2 separate regions of the Mus musculus genome follow, and region 2 is linked to region 1. The links are chromatin loops, found by intact Hi-C in ENCODE. Cell type or tissue: heart. All regions are shown on one strand. Each heading gives the region's core, and the rest is flanking DNA. Links, peaks and the distances in the headings are about the cores only.

Region 1 (6,156 bases), core at 341-5,340:
TTACCCCAGTGCCTTCTGCATAGGCAACTGCACACTGCAGCCCCTCAGCCATGTGCCTTTCACCGTGGGCCTGCAGCATTGGGTTCTGCCTTAAGCCTGTACACGTGTTTATATGATTGTGTTAATAGAAACAAAGGAAACACTTTGTGGTTTAGCCCCCCACTGCCCCAGACTATAGAAGAGCCTGAAATATCATTTTCTCTAACAAGCTTCCTGTAAGAATGTAAAAGAAGAGTCACAGTTTGTCTTTTTATAAAACATATGACTTTGTGTACATTGGTAGGCAGGATTTGCTTTGGGGCTTGTGATGTGCACAAGTACATGTATGTGAGTGGGTCTATATAAGGAGATCAGAGGACAGCCTTGGGTGTGACCTCCCACCTCCAGGCAGGCTCTCCCTTTGTTGTTATTTGCTTATACCAAGCTAGTTGGCCCACAAGCTTCTAAGGACCCCCCTCCTCATCCCACTCCAAACCGTAGTCTCCATCCCCTGTCTCCCTGTAGAAGGAGTCCCCTGGAATCACAGACAGAGCTTCACCTTGAGCCATCATCCATTAAGATGGAATTGTAATCATAACATTCAATCAGTTTCCTAATCTCTAAATTGATATGCCATTTTTTTAATCGCAGCCACCCACCGTCAGTGGTAGATGTGAGGATTCCAGCAAGATCTCGGTTATTTATTTTAACTAAATTGATAGGAACCTTGGTGTAAAGGGCCAAGGCCAGTTGGAGCACAGGGAGAGTAAGAGCAGCTCCGACCGACCTCTGCCTCTGCCGCTGAGGGCACAGCACTGCCGTTACATGGATTGGGTGCCAAACTTTGAAAACCACAGGATTCCAGACTTCTAAATGAGTGCTGGAGAAACTCAGAGGGTCTGGACAACCCAGCTACTGAAACCAGAAGTGATGTTTGGAGTATAATGAAGTAGGCCCGTGTGTGCCTCTGAGATGTGGGAGCTCCCTGCTGTGGGTTGTGCTGTCCATCTCATCCTGAGTTAGAGGCTCCTTTGCAGGCAAGGCTTCCGTATAATAGAGAGACTGCAGCTTCCACCCCCAGTCTGTGCTTTTGTGGGTGTGGGTAGGATGGGAGTAGCCATGACTGGATGCATATCATTGTATCTGCTCCATGTGTCTTATCAGAAGGAAGTCCAGTCCTTCCTCTCGGGGCTTCTTTTTCCCCCTGAATTGTCTAAAAGCCCACAGGCATCAAGTGGTCCTGTATTCACTTCCGAAACTGAAGGCCTTTGGGTGTGACTGCGAGCCAGTTTCACTCTGCAGCCCTTAATGCTGCCCTGCTGCTCAGCCCACTTCTTTTCCTGCCCCTCTGACGTATCCTGAAGGTGGAGTCCATTCTTCTTGCCTCACAAGACACTCTTGGAGTCGCAGAATGAAGTTCCTGAAATGTTCCCTTAGTCTCTGGCACAGCTATTTTCCTGGTGTCCTGTGGCCCAGAAAAATCTGTGGTCAGGATCTGTGTAGGGACTTGATCAGGGCTGCTGACCCCTTCCTTCCCAGGTTAGGAACTCAGCACTCATGGCCTCTTTCTCCGGACACGAGGAGACGTGAAGAGACGTGAGGAGACCTGAGGCTCTCTGTAAGTCCCAGGGCCTAAGCTCCTCAGCAAAGGCACAGAAGGACTTGGGCAGCTTCATCTGTCCTTGGTGAGGAGGAGAGCAGGGGCCTTGAATAAGGACTCAGGTGACAGTTGACACACTCTTCTGATGTCTCATCTGTGAGGGACCTCCTACTTTGTTAAAAGCATCGCCAGTCAGTGTTACTATACAGATGAGATGAGATGGATTAGGAAGCCTGTAATGCCTTCACTTGGAAGGCTGAAGCAGGAGGATCCTGAGTGTGAGGACTACATAGCAACCAAGTATATATACATATACTCTGTTCTGTATAGCCTTGATCTTGTCTCTTTACAGGTGGGAAGGGAAGGAGGGGGCCAGAGAGTGGGAAGAGCTGCAGTGTTACCTCCTTGTTGCCATTGGGCTTAGCAGGTGAGCTGAGCTGCTGTTCTTCCCGGGTCTGTTTTGTTTATGAGTGAGCTACCTGTTCCCAGCAGTCTTCCTTGTCCCTATCAAGGTTCCCACCCCTTTACTGGTTTGCTATGAACATCACATTGGAGGAAAGAGGTGTGCCCAGCTAGGTCCTCCTTCAGTGTCTCCCTTTCCTGAAACTTAATTCCTGTCATGTGGGTCACAGAGCCTTGCTCTTTTCCTTTTCAGCAATACCACAGGGATGGGGGCTAGGATGGGTAAGTGGGGGTGGGGGAAGACACATGTGTGAAGTTTACAAAGAGCATGCAGGGTTAAAACCATGAGCCCTGATGATCATTACCTCACTGCACGGCTGAGAGCATGGCAGCTCTGATCACCTTTGCAGTGAATGTTTTGTCCAGTGCTTCATCTCTGAGCTGCCTTGCTTGGCACTGCTCCTCCTCCATGTGTGAATATCTCTGAAGTTACAGGCAGCAGCGTCAGGGGTAAGAACTGAATTGGCGTCTCCTGTGTTCCTGGGTGGGAACGTTGTGCTGTTCCTTTCTGGGCTGTGCTTGGGTCACTACGTTCAATCAGCAGACACATAGAAGACTCACCCACGCTCAGAAGAGCACATTGTGTGCATGATGACTGTTGAAAAGGGATGACATGTAACAACTCTACCGCTCCATTTAAAGGAACCGCTGACCCCTAGTGGCCGCTCCGCATAGCATAGCTGCCTGAAGAGCCAAAACATCACTGTAGTGACCTCTGTTAAAGTCACACGGGGAGGGGAGACTGCATTTGTAAGGCTGCAGCCTCTAGTCCAGTCTTTATACTTAGTGCCTTTCAAGTTACATCAGTTTTATAAGTACCCCCGTGTCTATAAACTAAATAGCGGGAGGGTAAAGAATTCTGTTATAGCTAGTCACTGCAGGTTCCATCTAGTCCTTACTATAGAGAAAGTTATTTGTTCAGACTAAGGGTCTGAGTTTTTCACTTTAATTTATAGATTATCTATTATGTTGCTATATATAGTGATTCCACCGTTGCTTTTAGTTTTTTCTTGCCATGGCAGTAAAATTAAACACTTTATCCCAATCATGGGGCCTTGTATTGAGGCTCCCCAAGTAACTCCTGAGATGTGGTTGGATAGGGATGGTCCACCTCTGGCAGCATCTTGCCTGCCCGCCTGGTAGATAGTGCTCTGCCCTCCCATGCCCTCAGACTCCTCTGTCCTCCCCTTGATAAGGCCCGGGTCGTGTTGTTCCAGTTTCATCCATTAAATGGTGCACTGTCAGGCAGAGTGTAATAAATCTCCAGCATCTGTGACCTGCCCGGAGACTACTTCTTTCTTCTCACCCCAAGTCCATGTTCACTGCTAGTTCCTGTAGGAGAGACAGCTAAGTTTACAGTGTTGGAGAACTCTGCTCAGAGGGTCACCTTTTATCTAGAAACATAATTTGGTTTGATAGACCATAGCTTTTAGTTTTAAGAGAATCAATATCACTTTCATTTTCTTCCTTGGTATTCCCTTAATGTTCTATCATGAACAGCTGGTTTCATGTGCAGCAAAAGCTTTAGCTGTACACAGTAGTACACACCTGCAATCCCAGCACTCTGCAGCCAGCCTGTCTCAGTGCAGTACCTAGAAATCAAAGTCGATAAGTTTATAGTGACAGATTGTTCAGGAAGATGAGCTCCTGGCCTGCACTAAGTTCTGCTAGATTCACTGTTCTTCCTGGAAGTCTGATTTACTCTTGGTTTTTATTTTACAACTTCTTTTTATAATTACTTGTTTGTTTAGTGTGTATGTGTGTGTGTTTGCACGCACATGTATGCACACAAGAGCACCTGTACCACAGAGTATGTGGATCACAGGACAACTTGCAGAAGTCATTTCTCTCCTTCTGCCATGTGGGCCTTGGAAATTGGACTCTGGCTCTGAGGTATGGTGGCTACTGAGCCATCTTGCTGATGCTTTTGTTGTCTTTGTAGCCCAGGATGATCTCAAACTCACAGCAGTCCTCCTGCTTCAGCCTCCTGAATGCTAAAAAGATAGTTGTGGGCCAACTTTCATGGCTGCTTTTACAATGTCTTGTCAAGTTGGAGCAGATGCACTACACACGCAAACTGAGTTTATTCTGACATAAATCTATGTTTGTATGACATGTGCTGGGTATACTTACTGAAACTGTAAATAGAACGTCTGGGTTGATTTCTGACAAATTAAAGTATGTCGATTGTCACAGTTTTAGACGTAGAGGAAATGGGATGGCTTAGAAGCTTGGATTCCTATGAAGACAGAGACATGCCCATTACTCAGAAGAGAGCTGTGTGGGCTTTGTTTCTGGTGCCCATTCACTTGTGCTCTGGCCCGTACACCCGCTGACCCCATTTTCATTAGAAGGCTTTCTCTGTGTATGTTTCCTTTTCCTGTGATGACCTGTAGCTGATTTTGATTCCGAGTGGAGATATGTGCTCTTTCCAGGTCTTTCCCAGATTTATGCCTGCCACCTTTTTTTGTTTTTGTTTTTGTTTTTGTTTTCGAGACAGGGTTTCTCTGTGTAGCCCTGGGTGTCCTGGAACTCTGTAGACCAGGCTGGCCTTGAACATAGAAATCTGCCTGCCTCTGCCTCCCGAGTGCTGGGATTAAAGGCGTGTGCCACCACTGCCCGGCTTGCCTGTCACTTCTTCGTGGCAATGTTTTATCTTCACTTACATTATTTTTCTCCTTTTAAATTAGTTACATCAAAAAAACATAAAGCAGAAACATATTTGAGAAAGATATTTAAAAATACTTAGATTTGAATGTCTCCTCTTTTAAGTAAGAATTTGCAGTCCTTTTTAACATTTAAAACATTAAGTACACAGTTTGGAAAGATCATGTTCCTTTGAGTGATTTGTTATGCTGTTTGATCAGTACAAGAAACAGCAATAGATGATACATCTGTAGTTTTATATAGCCTCTCCAAAAAAGAAAGAAAAGAAAGACAAACAAACAAACAAACAAACAATCCAACTTAAACAAAATCCCCAAGCCAACAGGAACCTGTTGGAAGGATCAGTGTGCCACCTGAAACCGTTTTCCCTGTGCATATTCACAACGTAGCTCATGCGTGCTAATGTGATTTCCTTCCTGTATTTATCATCTGACTTTAAAAATAAAAATAGCTGCTTTCTATTTTTTGTTCTCTATTTAAAGTTGGTTGGACTGTATTTCAAGTACTTTCTCAGGCAAGTGGCTTTTGCAGCCTTTTCCATGATGGACAGTGGTGTGGAGCTGGGCCTGGGGGTTGGGTGTTTTCCCTCCGTCTGACTACTGACTCTGAGTCCCAAAGCATTAGATGCTCCTGACCTAACGTGCTAATCCCCATCACTTTCCTTTTTAAAGGTCTTGGGAGATTTCCGGTAGTCCTGTTTATAGCCTTTTGTTTGAGAACCGGCAGAGGTAGGCCAACCAGAGTCTGCCAAGCTCTGCAGCTTCCAGCCTGCTAGCCCATGTCTCCCTCCTCTGTTAAAGGGGCAGGGGGACTGGCTCTGCAGGCTTATTTCACAGAATGAGACATGAAATGAAACTTGTATGTGCTTTCGTTTTGTTTTTTTTTGTTTTTGTTTGTTTTTTTGTTTGTTTGTTTGTTTGTTTTTGAGACAGGGTTTCTCTGTGTAGCCCTGGCTGTCCTGGAACTCACTTTGTAGACCAGGCTGGTCTTGAACTCAGAAGTGCGCCTGCCTCTGCCTCCCAAGTGCTGGGATTAAAGACGTGCGCCACCACCGCCTGGCTTGTATGTGCTTTCAGACGCAAAGATTTAAATGTTGATTTTATTATTGTGGGTTAGGGGTTGGAAAAGGTTTTCTGTACAGGGACAGTTGGGCTTTAGGCTTCAACAACTTATAGTCTGTGTCATAGCTACTCAGTTCTGCCTGGACAGCATGACAACAGCTGTAGACACTGCAAGTGACTACTCCTGCTATCTTAGTTCGGGTCTTACTGCTGTGAACAGACACCATGACCAAGGCAACTCTTATAAGGACAACATCTATTTGGGGCTGGCTTACTGGTTCAGAGGTTCAGTCCATTATCATCAGTGGGGATCATGGCAGGCATGGTACAGGAGGAGCTGAGAGTTCTACATCTTCATCTGAAGGCTGCTAGAGGTCACTGGCTTCC
Region 2 (6,156 bases), core at 517-5,516, 150 kb before region 1:
TGTTTCTATTTTAGTGGGAGAGAGTTTTGTAATATAGCTTTTATTTGCCTGAAGTAAACTTTGTCTCTGAGGCGTACTGCCTCTGTCTACTAACCTAGGCTTAGTCCTAGAATCTTCTAGCCTCCGTACAATCTTATCTAGGCCTAGAATGTGTCACCTGTAACACTTGCTGCTGAATAAACTCACCCTTTCCTAGTTCTTTCTGAGCTTAGGGTGTCTGGTTAACTCAGCTCTTCTGGTTCAAACTCCACTCCAAGCTTACTGATGTCAGATTGGCTTCTCCGTTTCTTACTGATTTATTCTGCTTGGGTTCAAACCAACTTCGGCAACTTTGTTCTAGTATTCTGGCTCCTTCTCATTCTTTGGCTTGATCTGTCTTCACCTATGTCTAGTTTGTTCTCTCTCCAACCTGTCTGTGTACAACTGTCCCAGTAAAAAACTGCCCCTTCCTCTCTCTGCACTGCTTCCTCAAGTTGCTTCCCTTTCCTGTCTGTTCTCATAAGAACTGGGCAGATCCTATTCTGTGATTTGGCACTTGGCCACTCAATTAGAAATCACTTTCAAACATGGGTGCTTCCTTCTTCAAGCTAACTTTACCTTCATTGTTTGGGATTAGAGATGTGTGCTAAGGGCTGAGCTACACCATAGCTAGAAATAGGTTTTTTCCAGGATATGACAGTCTCAGGGTTCACAGTGTGATCAAACATTCTGCAACTAAGTTTAATGATTGAGATTAAAAAAATAATAGTAATGGCTGGTCGTGGTGGCGCATGCCTTTAACCCCAGCACTTGGGAAGCAGAGGCAATGTAAGAAAGTGAGTCTCTTGTGAGGCAAAGGAAAGGGGGTTATATGGGTTAAGAAAAAGAAAGTTGGGGCTGGGTGTAGTGGTGCATACCTTAATCCCATCACTGAGCAGGTACAGGCAGGAGGATCTCTGAGCTTGAGGTCAACCTGGTCTACAAAGTGAGTTCCTGGACAGCCAGGAATACACAGAAAGATGTTGTCATGGGGAGGTAGACTTGTGGGGAGGGGAAGGGAGAAAGTAAGCAAAAGAAACAGAAAGGAAAGAATTGAAAGGTTAGGCCTGCAGAGATGGTCTAACCTTTTTTGTTAAGAGCACTGGTTGCTTTTGTTGAGGACTCAGGTTCAGTTCCCAGGCATGCAGGAGGGAGCATATACATGCCTGCAGGCAAAGAGCCATATGTATAGAATGAAAATAAATTTTTAAGAAAGATAAAGAGGGCTGGGCATGGTGGCACACACCTTTAATCTCAGCACTCGGTGGGGGTGGGGGTGGGGGTGCACAGGCAGGCGGATTTCTGAGTTCTAGGCCAGCCAGGTCCACAAAGTGAGTTCTAGGACAGCCAAGATCTACACAGAGAAACCCTGTCTCAAAGTGGGGAAAAAAAAAAAAAAAAAAAACAAGAAAACAAGCAAGAGTTGATGAAATGAAAACATCACTTTAAGGTGTTGTTCCAGCATTCAGGTGGCAGATAGGTAGATCTCTGTGAGTTCAAGCCAGCCTGGTCTACAAAGTGAGTTCCGGGAACAACCTAGTCTACACAGAAACCCTGTCTCAAAAAAACGGAAACACACACACACACAAATATATATATGTAAATTTTTTATTTTTTTGTTTTTTTTGAGACAGAGTTTCTCTGTGTAGCCCTGGCTGTCCTGGAACTCCCTCTGTAGACCATGCTGGCCTTGAATTCAGAAATCCGCTTGCCTCTGCCTCCCAAGTACTGGGATTAAAGGCGTGTGCCACCACGCCCGGCTCATGTTTTTTTAAATTAAAAAAAAAAAAAGTGTTTGAAACTGGAGCAATAGAGACTGGTAGAGGAAGAATAACTCTAGTAAAAATAATTAAATATTTGTATACTATTTTATTTGACTATGAAAACATAATAAAGAAGAGATCTAGGCTAATTATTTTTAGTAGAGCATTAAGCATCACAGCGGAGCATCATTATGTTAATGAGACCTGATTCCGAGGGGCTTGGGCTAAAGTTTTATCAAAGTTGTAGCGAAAGGAATCTGACTGTTCCAGCACTCCTCCAACAATACATTCATAGGGTCTTAAGATTAACTTATGCAAAATGCTTAGTAAAGTACAAGCACTGAGTAGCTGAAGAGTATCTTAGCTCCCTCTTCAGCTTTTTTTTTTTTTTTTCTAATGAGGGGCGGGAGGAGCCAGTACGTCATCAGCAGGGGCGGGTGCACTCGGTCGCTTTTTAATCGGACCTAGGTTTTTAACCACGAATCTGCGCAAGGGTTAGCAGTGCGGTGTCAGCTTTTTGGTAGAAAGTACAAATGCTTTAGTGAGCGTTTTGCACAGCCCGGCGCGGCCTCCCGGGCGTCGACCCACACGCGACACGTACCACACACTTTCGCCTTCGCCGCCACAGACGAGCCTGCCGGAGCGAAGCACGCACAGGGGCGGGCAGGCCCTCCGCCCCCGGAAGCAGTTTTCCTCCAGAACCGGAAACAGTTGTTGCTTCCCGGGAGGAGGGACTGGGCGGGTCAGGGCGCAGCGGCTGACGGCGGGGGAGGAGCCGGGTCCACTGCCGGGTGGAGGGGCAAGGCGAGTGTCCTTATCCTACCGACCGGGGCCCGGGCCTGGGAGCCAGTTGGAGTCGCGGCAGCGTGAACGATCGGGCCGAGCGGAAGCAGACATGTTGCTCTTCGTTGAGGTGAGTGGCTCGGGTCGCCCGGTCGGGCTCTGAGAAGAGCCGGAGTGTTCGGGGCGCGGGCCGGTCCCACCGCCATGTGACTTTCCAGGCCGTCCACGCCGCGGAGCCCGACGAGAGGCTGACACAGCACCTGGGCCGTGCAGGCCGTGCAGCCCCGCTGTGCCCTCCGCAGGCCCGAGGAGCCTGTGTGGGTCGAGGCCCCCGGCGGCAGGGAAAGGGAAGGCGGCGCGTCGGGGGCTGGGCTGAGGTGGCGTGAGGAGCCGAGGGAGCCGAGGGTGTCCCATATGGAGCTCCTGAAGGAGGCGAGCGGGCGGGCGGGCGGCGGGGGCGGAGCCTGCGGAGAAAGGGCGATCAGGTGGGCGCGCTGGGGGTGAGCGAGGCCTCGCGGGGCCGCCTGGGACGGAGCGAGCAACATGTGGGAGCGCGGGAGAAGGGGAACTGCGGGCGCGGTGGGGTTTTGTCTCGCTAACTGGGGAGGGGCGTGTTGTTGTTGTTTTTTTTTTTTTTTAAGAGAGTAGAAAGCTCGCCCGCTCCCCCCACCTCCGGACCCCCCAAGCTGCACCAAAATTTTGTTGGGTTGCGTCCGCCGGCTCTGGAACGTTCGAGGGGGGTGCGGGGGGAGAAAGCGAGCTGGTGCGAACGGCGAAGCCCCACAGGGGTCGGAAGCCTTGAAAGGCACCGCTCTGACCTTTTGTAAAAGTTACTCGGGCTGCGGCTGCGTGGTGCGGGTTGATTCCGCGAACCTGTTCGGGGCCAGTTACAAGGAAAATTGCAAAGGAGGAGAGAAACTTAGGTGAAGCCGGGGTTTTGTGGTGGTGTTGGATCGGTGGAAATACCGTTTCTATTGGACCGTCTACCGTCCGCCTGTTTGAGATTTCAAGGTAGTGATTACCTGTCTTAGACAAATAATGAAGTTTAATTTCTCTCGTTTCTGCCCGGTTGTGTTGAGTGAGCATCAGCTGACTGCCTGGCAAATGCTTTGAGTAGATTCCAGATCATATTGTTCTTACATTGTGAAAACGTCAATCCAGCAAAGCTGCAACTTTGCAACTTGGCATTTGTTAACTATGCCCATAAAAAGAATCTTTTCATGAGAGACGGAATCACAGGTTGTATAATGGACTTGGAAGATGGGGCTAACTTAGGGGCAAAGAGTGTTCAGAGTGGTGGTGGGAGAATCTTAGGGTAGTCTGGCATAAAGTAAATAAGCAATTCTTATTTTTCATTGTGTATATTCGTTGTACTTGGTATTGTGTTACATAAGGACATTTTCACACAAACACGTGTATTGTATATTAAGCAAATAACTGCTTATATCTTCTATACTCATTTTCCCTCATTACTGATCTACCTTTCAGTTGATAAGTTTGGGATCCTAAAAATTAGGCGTTAAAGACGCTTAATTAATGTATGCTGAAGGTCAGTAGTATGTATTCATTTGGATATTTGAAACAGTCCACTAAAAATTTCGAACAGTGGACTCAATCTTTCTGTTTATTTTGTTGTTATTAATTTAAGTTCACCTTGGTTTTGAAAAGGACAAGAAATCAGGTTTTATTGTAAGCAGGGCTTAGTTTCCTTTTTAGGAATTACCATGCCGTGCAAATATTGTTCACCCCACCCCCGGAGACAGGGTTTTTTCTTTGTAGCCCTGGCTTACCTGGCACTCCTCTTTAGACCAGACTGGCCTCAAACCCAGAGATCTGACTGCCTCTGCTTCCTGAGCCCTGGGATAAAAGGCATATTTCCAAGTTTAGACATAGTATATGCCTTTACCTCCCAGAGTGCACCTCTACTCCTGGCTCTGCTAATGAATTATTATTGTATTTTCCACCAAACTACTATGTAAATTTAGTTAATATGCTCATTAGTCACTCAGTTCATCATTTTCTCATATGTAGTTTATTGAAAATTAATGTTTTGAAATATATTAAAACCAGTTAGAATTCAGGGGGGGGGGTGGTACACATCTTTAATTCCAGCACTTGGGAGGCAGAGGCAGGTTGGTTAGGCCATCCTGGTGAACAGATCCAATTCCAGGACAGCCAGGGCTACACAGAGAAACCATGTCTTGAAAAACCAACCAAAACAAAAAACCCTGATTTGTCTAACATATCAACAATTTTACAATATTTTGATAATGGTAATTGATTTACTTTGTGATCTTACACATTTCTTGCTTCTTTCTTTTTTTGTTTTTTGTTTTTTGAGACAGGGTTTCTTTGTATAGCCCTGGCTGTCCTGGAACTCACTTTTGTAGACCAGGCTGGCCTCAAACTCAGAAATCCCCCTGCCTTACTGGGATTTGAACTCAGGACCCTTGGAAGAGTAGTCAGTGCTCTTAACCTCTGAGTCATCTCTCCAGCCCTATAGGCAGTTCTTAAGAGTACCAAGTGCTGGACAACTGACATTCACATTAAAGTTTCTTTTAATTTATAGTACAGGTTTTTGTTGAGGGTGATGCTTGTATATTACAGAGGTCAGGACAGCTTTTCTAGGTTCTGTCCTGAGGGTTCAAACTCAGGATGTCTAGCCTACCAGCAAGTGCCTTTACCTACAAAGCATTGCAGGTCCTTCTTTGGTGTTTTTAAGGACATTCACATAGATAAGTAATATCGCTACATCTATCTCCAGAACTCTTTGGCATCCAGTTTGTAAAATTGAAACTCTGGAAACATGGTTAAGGGTGCTTGCTTCCAGGGACCCAGGCTCAGTTTGTAGTACCCACATCTGGCAGCTCACAACCCCTGCTCCAGAGGATCTAGTACCCTCTGCTGGCTTCTTAGGGCACTTAAACATACATATAAATAAAAGTTAATCTTTCTTGTTATAAATAACAAGAAAATCTGAACCCATTAAACAGTAATTCCTCTTGCCTCAGATTTTACAAAATTTGAAACATTCTAACTAAAGTTTACTGTTCTTTTAGACAGCAGCATTTTAAAGACCATTAGCATTATGTGCTGTGGTGGTTTATGCCTTTAATCTCAGTGACTTTGAGGCCAGCATGTTCTATATATTACCAGGACAGCCAGGCATACATAGAGAGGCCCTGACTTTAAAAAAAAAAAAAAAAAAAAAAAAAACCCTGTCTCAAAAAATAAATAAAGTAAAAGCCTGGTGTGGTGGCGCACGCCTTTAATCCCCAGCACTTGGGAGGCAGAGGCAGGCGGATTTCTGAGTTCGAGGCTAGCTTGGTCTACAAAATGAGTTCCAGGACAGCCAGGGCTTTACAGAGAAACCCTGTCTCAAAAAACCAAAAAAAAAAAAAAAAAAAAAAAAAAAAAAAAAAAAAAACCCAAAAAAGTAAACCCATTTTATGATAATTAAAGGTGATTATATACCTCCCCACCCCCAATACAGTACTCTTTTTTTGTTTTGTTTTATTTTTCAAGACATATGTGTGTGCATATGCATTTGTGGAAGCCAAGATAGATGTTGGATATATTCTTCAATTGCTTT

What was found. Hi-C counts contacts between places; a loop is a spot of excess contacts. Peaks named below come from ENCODE experiments on the same cell type or tissue, not always from the same donor. Only the 100,000 strongest peaks of a DNase experiment are listed, where the experiment ranks them.
Region 2: it touches region 1 in a loop (2.6-fold over the local background); 1 of 42 quality-filtered maps calls a loop at or near these places.

Annotation. Positions count from the first base shown.
Region 1 is chr15:100,124,249-100,130,404 of GRCm38, forward strand. The region is part of intron 2 of Dip2b (disco interacting protein 2 homolog B); the gene reads left to right. Among named protein-coding and RNA genes, the nearest start is that of Dip2b, 89 kb to the left of the region's middle. In heart, for the core only: a CTCF peak has its summit at 2,704 (motif pointing left); DNase peaks (open chromatin) are centred at 1,233 and 2,673; H3K27ac peaks cover 900 bases.
Region 2 is chr15:99,970,290-99,976,445 of GRCm38, forward strand. Larp4 (La ribonucleoprotein domain family, member 4) reads left to right here and starts at 2,491. Exons shown (of 16, transcript NM_001024526.2): 1 at 2,491-2,694. The coding sequence starts at 2,677. 2310068J16Rik (RIKEN cDNA 2310068J16 gene) reads right to left here and starts at 2,998. Exons shown (of 1, transcript NR_028124.1): 1 at 1,878-2,998. In heart, for the core only: no CTCF peak of the experiment used is centred there; DNase peaks (open chromatin) are centred at 2,512 and 3,292; H3K4me3 peaks cover 2,851 bases; H3K27ac peaks cover 2,219 bases.